Regions from separate parts of the Homo sapiens genome. Here region 2 is linked to region 1. Evidence: chromatin loops called from intact Hi-C (ENCODE). Cell type or tissue: heart left ventricle. All regions are shown on one strand. Each heading gives the region's core, and the rest is flanking DNA. Links, peaks and the distances in the headings are about the cores only.

Region 1 (5,385 bases), core at 73-5,072:
TATTATAGAAAAGTATATATATTTTCCTCTCACTCTTGAATGAGTAACAGTTTAGCTAGGTATAAAATTCTATATTGATAGTAACTTTCTCTTGGCACTTTGTGAGTTCCTCCCATGTTTTCTGGCATCTGTTTCTGATGATGTTCCTCCCATCAGTGTTCTTTTTTTTTGTAGATAATCTTTTTTTTCCCCCAATGAGATTTTTTTTCTTTATCCTGAGATGTCTCACAGTTTCACTGTAATATATAGACACTTAGCTATATCACAGTGAAAATACAAGTTTCTATGTATCCATATCTAGTGAATTCTAACTTTAATACTGGAAAACTTCAGATATTATCTCTTTGAACATCACTTCTCTCTCATTCCTTTTATTATTTTCTTCTGGAATTCCTATTAGCTGTATGTTGATGCCCGTCAGTGTATCTTCTGTATCTCTTAGCTGCCCTTTCATATTTAAAAAAATACATTTTCCCTCTTTGTGTTGCATTATGGGTGATTTCTACAGTACTGCCTCCTAATTAGTGGATCTCTCTTCTACCATGACAACATAGAGTTTATCCAATACTTATGAGTTTATGTATTTTTTTTTTGAGACTGAGTATCACTCTGTTGCCCAGACTGGAGTGCAATGGTGTGATCATGGCTCACTGCAGCCTTGATTGCCCAGGCTCAAGCAATTCTCCCACCTCAGCCTCCCAAGTAGCTGGGACCACAGGTGCACGCCACTATGCCTGGCTAATTTTGAAATGATTTGTAGAGACGGGGTCTTGCTATGTTGCCCAGGCTGGTCTCAAACTCCTGGGCTCAAGCTATCCTCCTGTCTCAGCTTCCCAAAATGTTAGAATTATAGGAGTGAGCCACTGTGGCTGGCCTGAGTTTATGTATTTTAATACCTATATTTTTCATTTCAATTGGTTCTCTTTTATAACTTGCTTTTGTTTTAGTTTGCCTATTTATTGTTTCATAGTTTATGTTTTTATAAATGGTTGTTAGTCATTCCTTTATATCTTTGAGGATCCTAAACATTTCTTCAAGCACTTTTTAATAGTTGACATATTACATAATTTAAAAAATTTTCTGTCTCTTCCATAGAATGTAAGTTTCAAGAAGGTAGTTGTATTAGTCTGTTTTCACACTGGTATAAAGAACTGCCTGAGACTGGGTGATTTATAAAGAAAAGAGGTTCAATTGACTCACAGTTCTGCATGGATGGGGAGGGCTCAGGAAACTTACAATCATGGTGGAAGGGGAGGAGGCACATCTTACATGGTGGCAGGGAAGAGAGAGCATGCAAGAGCAGGAAAAACTGCCTTATAAAACCATCAGATCTTGTGAGAACTCACTCACGATCATGAGAACAGCATGGGAAAATCACCCCCATGATCCAAGCACCTCTCACCTGGTCCCTCCCTTGACATGTGGGGATTATAAAGGATTATAATTCAAGATGAGATTTGGGTGGGGACACAGAACCAAACCATATCAGCAGTCTTGTTTTGTTGATTATTGTATCTTGAGCACCTAAAACAGTGTCTAGGACATGGTAGGTGCTTAGAATATTTGCTAAATAAATAATCAATTCCTTAAAAAGTCAGTGTCACATTGCCCTACCATTTTCACTTCTTCTGAAGTGAATTCAATTCCTACCATTACATTTTTAGATTACATTTTTTGACTGCCTTTTTAGTCTTTCTCTTGTGGGAGTTATTATTAGTAATTTTAGTCTCTCTCTATGCTCATTCCCTTTCAACCTAGTGGTTTTGCAGTAGCTTCTTTTTGGTCCTCGCAGCCCCCAATTCAGAACCAGATTTTCAATTGTCAGCTCAGGTATCCATACTGCCATGATTTGGGGACGTTGCTGATCCCAACACTGAGCCAGGGGACCTCTTTGGCAAGGTTCCTCTTCAACTGGGATAAGAAGCTTTGTATAAGTCTCAGCCCCAGCATTTTATATTCCTGGTTCTTGGGTGTGAAAGCCCCACCCAGTTTCTGGACTGGGAACCCCTGGCCATGTATAGTTCCCCTTTTACCACAAGAGAAGAGAAAAGCTCCTGGCCACCTCTGCCTGAGTGGTGACCTGGAGAACCTATAGCACCATTTCTGCTGTAGAATTGTATTTCTGTGTTTCTCTGATCCTTGGAGATGCTGATCTTTTTTTTTTTTTTTTTTCCTGGAATGCAATGGCGTGATCTCGGCTCACCGCAACCTCCTGGGCTCAAGCGATTCTCATGCCTCAGCCTCCTGAGCAGCTGGCAGTACATGAACTTGCCACCACGCCCAGCTAATTTTTATATTTTTAGTAGAGACAGGGTTTCACCATATTGCCTAGGCTGGTCTCGAACTCCTGACCTTAGGTGATCCACCTGCAGCAGCCTCCCAAAGGGATGGGATTACATGCGTGAGCCACTGCGCCCGGCCAAGATGCTGATCTTCCGGAGCAAGGCTTGGACTTTCATTTTTAAAATTTTTATATCTTATGTATTATTGCTAGGTGTTTGGAGTGGTGGGGGGCACTTAAAGCATGGATTTACAGTACCATTGTGCCTGGAAGGTGTTTGTGTCCCCCATTAAACCTATTGGAACAGCAGGCCCGCGGGGTTCACTCTGGAATGGCTGCAATGCTGACGTTGGAGGACATGTTAAAGCTCACCTAGCTCTACCTCATCTTACAGAAGCAAGGCCCAGTGGCTTGCTTCAGGCCCCGCATTTTGATAGCCTCGGAGCCAGGAAGGTAAACGTGACTCCGCGCCTGGGTCTTTGAACACTTGCCTTTGAACATCTGATGTTTTTCACGCAGAATGGCCTTCCTGCTTTGCTGCTGTCTGAGCCTCACAGTTTAAGGGTCAGCTCTAGTTCTACCCAGTTTTCTGTAGTCTTTTCTTCTTCCCCAGGCATATGGCACTTAAAAGGGAGGGAAAGAGCATGGGTTTTAATCATTACCTAGTGCCGACCCTGTAGTGGCTCTGCATGTGGGCTGGGCGGAGTGTCTTCACAGTTAATGGCTGTGTGAACGCTCACATTTTATATACGCCACTGCTCTCTAGTGGTCAACCCAGGCATCAACTCTGTAGTCTGGAACAGTGAGTAAAGCCACCCCAAGCCGTTCATAGCAAACATTAAGGTTCTCATAGTCATAACTTTCCTACCATTCATGGAAAAAAAAGTTCAAGTCCTGTTTATTTGGTCTTTCAAAGCCAAATATATTATATTTATTTATATAATCAGAAACTATATATCTACCTCTGTATGTAGAGGTACACACATTCTCCCATTGAAGTTGATCATTTAAGCACCACTGTCCCATAGAAATATCACACAGGGCTGAGGCCAGGCATGGTGGCTCATGCCTGTAATCCCAGCACTTTGGGAGCGTAAGGAAGGAGAATTGCTTGAGCCCAGCAGTTTAAGACCAGCCTGGGCAACATAGCGAGACCCTGTCTCTACAAAAAATAAAAAAATTAGCCAGCGGTAGTGGTGCACATCTGTAGTTCCAGCTACTCGGGAGTCTGAGGCAGGAGGATCACTTGAGCCTGGGAGGTTGAGGCTGCAGTGAGCCGTGATTGTGCCACTGTACTCCAGTCTGGGTGATGAGACTCCATCTCCAAAAAAAACAAAAAAACAAAAAAAACCCAGAAATATAACATGAGCCACATAGTAACTTAAAATTTTCTAGTTGCCGCATTAAAAAATAAAAAACATGTTAAATTCATTTTAATGATATAATTTATTTAACCGAATATATCTAAAATATTATCATTTCAACATGTAATCAATGTAAAAATTACTCACCAGATATTGTATATTCTTTTCTTGATAAGTTTTTGAAATCTGGTATGAATTTTACACTTATAGCACACCTCAGTTCAGACCAGCCTCACTGCAATTGTGGGTAGCCACATGGGACTAGTGGCTACTGCTTTGGACAGCAAAGGTCAAGGGCGGTGGTTTCCAAACTCCGTCCTTGCTCTTGCAATCTCCGGGGAGGGGAGAGGAGCTGAAGTTTAAGTTGATCACCAATGGCCAGTGGCTTTATCAATCATGCCTCATAATGAAGCTTCCATAAAAACCCAAAGAGACAGTGTTCGGAGAACTTCCGGATAGCCGAACACGTGGAGGTTCTTGGAGGGTGGCGTGCTCAGGGAAGGTATGGAAGCTCCATGCTTCTTCCCCCATACCTTGCCCTATGCCTCTCTTTGTTTATATTCTTTGTAATATCCTTCATAATCTGGTAAACATGTTTCCCTGAGTTCTGTAAGCCACTCTGGCAAATTAATCAAACCTAAAGAAATGTGGAAAGCCCAGCTTGAGGATCTGTGACTGGTGTCTGGAGGAAGAGGGAGGCATTCTTGTGGGACTGAGCCCTCAACCTGTGGGATCTGATGCTATCTCCAGGTAGACAGTGTCCGAATTGAATTGGAAGATACCCCTGCAGCTCACGTCTGCTGCTGAATTGATTGCTTGCATGTTGGTGGGGTAAAACCACCGAGTATTTGGTCACAGAAGTCTGTTGTTTTTTGAGACAGAGTCTTGCTCTGTCACCCAGGCTGGAATGCAGTGGTGCAACCTCCGCCTCCTGGATTCAAGCAATTCTCATGCCTCAGTCACCCAAGTTGCTGGGATTACAGGTGTGTACCACCACAGCTGGCTCATTTTTGTATTTTTAATAGAGAAGGGGTTCTTACCATGTTGGCCAGGTTGGTCTCGAACTCCTGGCCTCAAGCTATCTGCTTGGCTTGGCCTCCCAAAGTGCTGGGATTATAAGCTTGAGCCACTGAGCCCGGCCAAAAGTCTTCTGTATTGATGTTGTTGGTGGTGTGAGAGCAGAAGAAACATTGTTCACGTTTGTTCCACTCACCTTGGCTGTTGCCACACACCTTGGAGGATGGCATTGCAATTTTGTGTGCCTCCTTTTAAATGCAGAGCAATGGAAGCTGATAAAATATAAGAAGAGAAAGCCACTGTTTTATGGGGAAGGTCGTTAATATCCTCCCAGGCTTTTAACAGGCCTAAATCTGAGGTGGTACTGGATCAGTTTGTCCCATTTCATGGGGCTGAGGGACAGAGGGGGAAGAATCTTTTTTGGGAGCAGCAGTTTTCCCCTCTGTACTCTGGAAGGAGCATCTTCTTGCAGTTGCTCCAAGTTGCAGACTGGTCTCAGGGTCCTCTCATCTCTAATTGGTGTCCCCCTTGGTTCATCTGTCTGACTGCATGTCCTAGCAAGTCACAGTCCTATCCCAGGCATCAAGGCTGAATTTCAAGGTGTCCTTAAGGTATGTCTTCTGGTCACCCTGTTTATAAATGCAGGCCTTAATTCTCCACTCAGCAGCCTCTACGGCACTCATTAGTAGCTGTGTTTCTTTTTTCAAATATAACCTTTATGGT
Region 2 (5,385 bases), core at 142-5,141, 540 kb before region 1:
TGTTTGTTTTGCTTTTTGGTCAGAGCTTACATGCAGATAACAGAAAACCACTCTAGCAATTTTAAGCAGAAAGGGCTAAATACGGGGAACGAGGTGCTTACAAATTCATTAGAAGGGCTGGAGGAGTGGGCTGCTGTCTGAGAAATCAGGAAGGCCCAAGAGAAATTCCTCACTCCAAGGGGATGTTCATTCCTATTCTAGTTTGCTCACAATGGCACTTTTATATCCTATAACCTGAGGTATAACTTAAAAAGTTGACTACCTCCAACACAGTAATATAAAATGCTACAGAAAGAGGAAAAACTAAACAAAGGAAATTTATTACTGTATTCATAACAAAGCAAGGAAGAAAATTGGAGTAGCTAGGACAGACCATATTTCTGCATCTGGTCCCAAGCCCATAGTTGATATTTTTGACTTTCTTCTACTTCCAGCTCATGTTCCTTTTTTACCCTCAGCCAGCACCTCAGCTAATCATGCTACTTTACCTGATGCAGTAACTCAAACTTTCATTTTAAGGGGTTTGAACCCTTCCTGATCCTGCCTGTTGAGTCTCTAGGTGGAAGCCGTCTTTTTTTCATTATTAAGCCTTCTAAGTCAGCAGAGAGCCAAGAGCCACAAGAAACAGGTACAAAACCTTTGTGGCTGGGTCCTTATATGAAATAATGGAAGGTGATACTACCAGTTCTTCGTTTCTAGACTCCTGCCGTTATACTGGGAGAAGCAGCACTATGTATTGGCTATTGGTTAGAGCATTATCTCATTCTATAGCACAGCATCCCAATTTATCAGGCTGCTGTTGACTAGTTGGTACCATAACTGAGTCTCCAGTAGGTTATTCTACCATTCTGCAAGGGCATGTGCTTGTAGGTGATGGGACACATGGTGAGACCAGTGAAATCCATAGACATCTCTTTCTCTCACTTCTTTGGTAGAAGCAATGCTGAATGGGACACTGTTTCTGTGGTGATGAATAAAGGCGTTCACAGTCAGTATGGCTGGCAGAAACATAGCTGGCAGGAAAGTCAAATATTAATCTATAATGAGTATCATATTCCAGTGATGATAAATAACTGCTTCTCTCCCTTGCCTCCATGATGAAAAGAAATTGATGTAATTAACCTGCCACCATGTATTTGACTGATCTACTTCTACTTCGAATATGGTATTATATTAGGGACTTAACGTTGGTTTCTGTCACCATCAGGTTAAACAATCAGCAGTTGCCAAACTGCTGGGTGAAGGAAGGCAATATTTTTTGAGCCCCTGCATATCTTCCATCTCTGTTACTATGGCTACATTATCCATGAGCCCATTGACTAAGCCCCAGGGTGACTGGGGAAAGAGGTTAACTGACATCTATAGGAAAGAATTTTGTGTATCTGATTATTGGATGTCTTTTTGATAAGAGCTGTGGGTAAAATTCTTAATCCCTAAGACCCATTCAGGGTTTTTGGCTACAAATAGGAAAATATGACTCAAGTTAATTTAAGCAGAAATAGATTTGATTGGATGGCTTTGGGTAGCTCTCAGTATGAATGTGAAGGTAGGTAAATGACTCTAAGGAAAAGGCAGAGCCCAAGAAAGTTTTATAGTTAAGAACAGAACAGAGGTCATGCCAGAGGAAGTCAGGTTAGGACCTTGACTCTGGTAGTCCAACTTGGGACACTACTGCCATTTTCACTGCTGGACTCTTTTATTTTTTTTTTTTAAGATGGAGTCTCACTCTGTCGCACAGGCGGGAATGCAATGGCGTGATCTCAGCTCACTGCAACCTCCGCCCCCTCCTGCCCCCCCGCTGGTTCAAGTGATTCTCCTGCCTCACCCTCCCAAGAAGCTGGGATTACAGGTGCCCGCCACCGCACCCAGCTTTTGTAGTAGAGATGGTGTTTCACCGTGTTGGCCAGGCTGGTCTTGAACTCCTGACCTCAGGTGATCCACATGCCTTGGACTCCCAAAGTGCTGGGATTACAAGAATGAATCACTGCGCCCGCCCAGCCACTCCTGGACTCTTAAATCTGCTGCAGCCTCTGAGAATATTCTCTGCCTATTGCTGTCATTGAGTACTTACACATGAGGCAAAATCCCTGACAGAAGCATCTGTTTGGCCAAATCTGGGCCACATGCTTCTTGTCAAGGAATTGGGATAGGGTTATATGCTCACTTCAGGCACAGTGAACTTGGATCTTGCCTCCCAACAAGACTTGAGAGATGGGGGATCCTTCCATCTAGGAAGAATGCAGATAGGCAAAACCTGACAGATGTCTACTACACCCTCTAAGCCTCAGTTTTCTCATCTGTACAATGGAAACAACAATACCCTTTTAAAATCCTTGTCCTTTGCTATGATATTTTATCTGAATATCCTTTTCATCCTTATCCATTGCTGAGGATTAAATTAAATAATGCATGTAAAATGTAATAAATCTTAGTTTTTATTGTTTTTATTACTACCTCAATGTCCTGAAGCAATTTCTGCAATTCCTAATCTTGGATCAATTCAACTATCCTTCCCCTCAATTCCTGCTCTGGATTGCTGGAATAACTAGTAAAATCATCCCAGTTACAATCATTTGTAATAGAATCACAACCACAAGGGGCCCTCAGTGCTGCCTGCATACCTCTTGCCCAGCTCTGTTCCCATTTCCTCGAGAACCAGTGGATTAACTTGTCTCCTTGAGAGAGGAAAGACAGACTTTGCATGTAAACTCCCTTAAATTCCCTCCCATCCACCCACTAACTCATGTATATTTGCGCTAATTATTGCTATCATCCCCACTCCCAGGTCAGAAGTGATGTCGGGTCTCTCCTCCTTTTAAGGGCCAATCCCTCCCTCTGTCTGGACTAGTTTGCCTTCTCTGGGCACTTGCTTGGGCTTCCCTCCCTGGATTTTCTTGTTTCTTTCTTTCTTTTTTTTTTTTTTTTTGAGACGAAGTCTTGCTCTGTCACCCAGGCTGGAGTGCAGTGGTGTGATCCCGGCTCAGTGCAACCTCTGCCTCCGGGTTCAAGCGATTCTCGTGCCTCAGCCTCCTGAATAGCTGGGATTATAGGTGCATACCACCATGGCTGGCTAATTTTTGTATTTTTAGTAGAGACAGGGTTTCGCAATGTTGGCCAGGCTGGTCTCAAACTCCGGACCTCAAGCGATCCATCCACCTTGGCCTCCCAAAGCGTGGAGATTACAGGTGTGAGCCACCGGGCCTGGCCTGGATTTTCCGCATCTCTTAGTCTACTGGTTTCGTCTCTGTGACTTGCAGTATCAAATGCTGCACAGACACTTTGTGACACTTATTGGATACCACTGGGTTATTAAATAGAACCCTTATTGTTTTTGTAGATTTGATAAAGGTATCTTGTAAAAATTAAAAGCAACATAAAAAAGTGCAAGGAGTAAAAATCACTTGAAATCTCTAACCCAGAGATAGCCATTCTGAACATCATTCCTGATGTTGTCTCCCTGTTCTAACCCATGTGTATTCTGTATCTGGTTTTACATAGAGAAAATGTATATCCCCTTTCTTTCCTGTATAATCATTTTTTTCTTTCTTCACTGAATCATTCCCATCAGAATATATACCCGATGTTATTTCTCCGATTTGAAAAGCACCCTCTTTTATTTGATTCTAATCTATATATCACTTTATTACTCTGCTCCCTTTTATGGAAATGTTTCTTGAAATAATGATGAATTTCACTGCATGGATTTCATCTCCTCCAGTCTCCTTTGTGAATTTCTCCTCATCTTCCCAACCTTTAAGCATTGCCCAGGGATCTGTCTTACAACCTCTTCTCTTTTCGTGAACTCCTGGCATCAAACAATCCTTTCACCTTGGCCTCCCAAAGTGCTGGGATTACAGGTGTGAGCCATCATGCCCAGTCATTCTCTTTTCTGTCTACACTCACTCTCTGGGTGATCTCATGGAGTTTCGTGGCTTTAAATACTAACCTTATTCTGTTGACTCATATATTTATATTTCTATCCAGGGCTTCTCTGCTGACCTCCAGACGCCAAGTTGCCTATTGGACATTTCCACCTGCATGTTTGACCTGCATCCTCAACATAACATACCTGAAACTGAATTCTCGAGTTCCTCCCTCCACTCCAAACCTGCTTCTTCTGCAATATTCCCAACCTTATTGTTCTGGTCACTCAGACAAAAGATCTTGGAGTCATCCTTGATGCCTCTCTTTTTGTCACATCCCACATCTAATCTGCCAACAAATCCAGTTCAATCTACCTTCAAAATACATTGAATTTCCAACTGTTTCTTTTCACCTCTGTTGCTTACCCTCTGATCAAAACCACCATCATCTCTTCCTTGGATTATTTCAGTAGTGCCATTACACTCCCCGTGTTGTGGGTGGACCGTGTTTCCCCAAAAAGATAAATAGAAATCTTCATCCTTGGTACCTCTGAATGTAATCTTATTTGGAAAAAAGGTCTTTGCCAATGTAATCAAGTTAAGATGAAGTCATACTGGATTAAGGTGAGTTCTACTCCAATAAGACTGATGTCTTTATAAGAAGAGAAAACAGACACGAGGAGTGAGAACACCACATGAAGATGCTGAGACACATGGTGGGAGAACAGCATGTGATGATGGAGGCAGAGACTGGAGTTACGTATCTATAAGCCAAAGAATGCCACAGATTGCCAGTGACAATAGAAGCTAAGAGAAAGTTGTGGAACGCATTCTTTGCTACAGTCTGTGAGAAAGCACAAGCCTGCCGAAACCTTGATTTTTAGACTTCTGGCCTCCAGAACTGCGAGAGAATACATTTCTGCTGTTTTAAGCACCCAGTTTGGGGTAATTTGTTATGGTAGCCCTAGGAAACCTAATATACCTTGCTTCTTCCTTCTCTCCCCTGAAGAATATTTTCCACTTAGCAAAAAAAAAGTGTATGATTTATCTGATTAAAGATGTCACTCAAAAACCTTCATTTCCTCAAAAGGTTAAACATAGAATTCCCATATGATCTGACAATTCCACTGCTGGATGTATGCCCAAAAGAACTGAACGCAGGGACTCAAACAGATATTGGGTTGATAAGTCTATTGTATTTTAAAACCGAGCTGGGTCCCGTGTAATTCTGAGTCTGAGCTGAACTGAAAATGTGATATTTACTCTTGAGACACCTTAGCTTATTCAGATTCAATGGGAGATATTGCCTAAGATTTTATCTCTCTGCAGATCAGTTCTTCACCTTTCAGCATGATCCCCAATCTTGTTTTTTCAAGCAACAATTTGACTTTATATTTATCACATATAATTCTAAGTTTTAGAACAGTTACTTTGTGGTAAGTATAACTCTTCCAGAACTTACCATTATGTGTGATAAATATAAAGTGTTCCAACTCAGCACTTATGAATTTCTAGATAAATT

What was found. A loop is a pair of places that touch in the nucleus more often than their neighbours do. Peaks named below come from ENCODE experiments on the same cell type or tissue, not always from the same donor. Only the 100,000 strongest peaks of a DNase experiment are listed, where the experiment ranks them.
Region 2: it touches region 1 in a loop (6-fold over the local background); 21 of 110 quality-filtered maps call a loop at or near these places.

What each region holds. Positions count from the first base shown.
Region 1 is chr1:181,163,723-181,169,107 of GRCh38, forward strand. No RefSeq gene overlaps it. Among named protein-coding and RNA genes, the nearest start is that of LINC01732, 8.1 kb to the right of the region's middle. RefSeq lists silencers at 3,010-3,059, 3,070-3,139. In heart left ventricle, for the core only: CTCF peaks have their summits at 3,051 (motif pointing left) and 3,251; no DNase peak of the experiment used is centred there.
Region 2 is chr1:180,621,525-180,626,909 of GRCh38, forward strand. No RefSeq gene overlaps it. Among named protein-coding and RNA genes, the nearest start is that of XPR1, 7.8 kb to the right of the region's middle. In heart left ventricle, for the core only: a CTCF peak has its summit at 2,599; no DNase peak of the experiment used is centred there.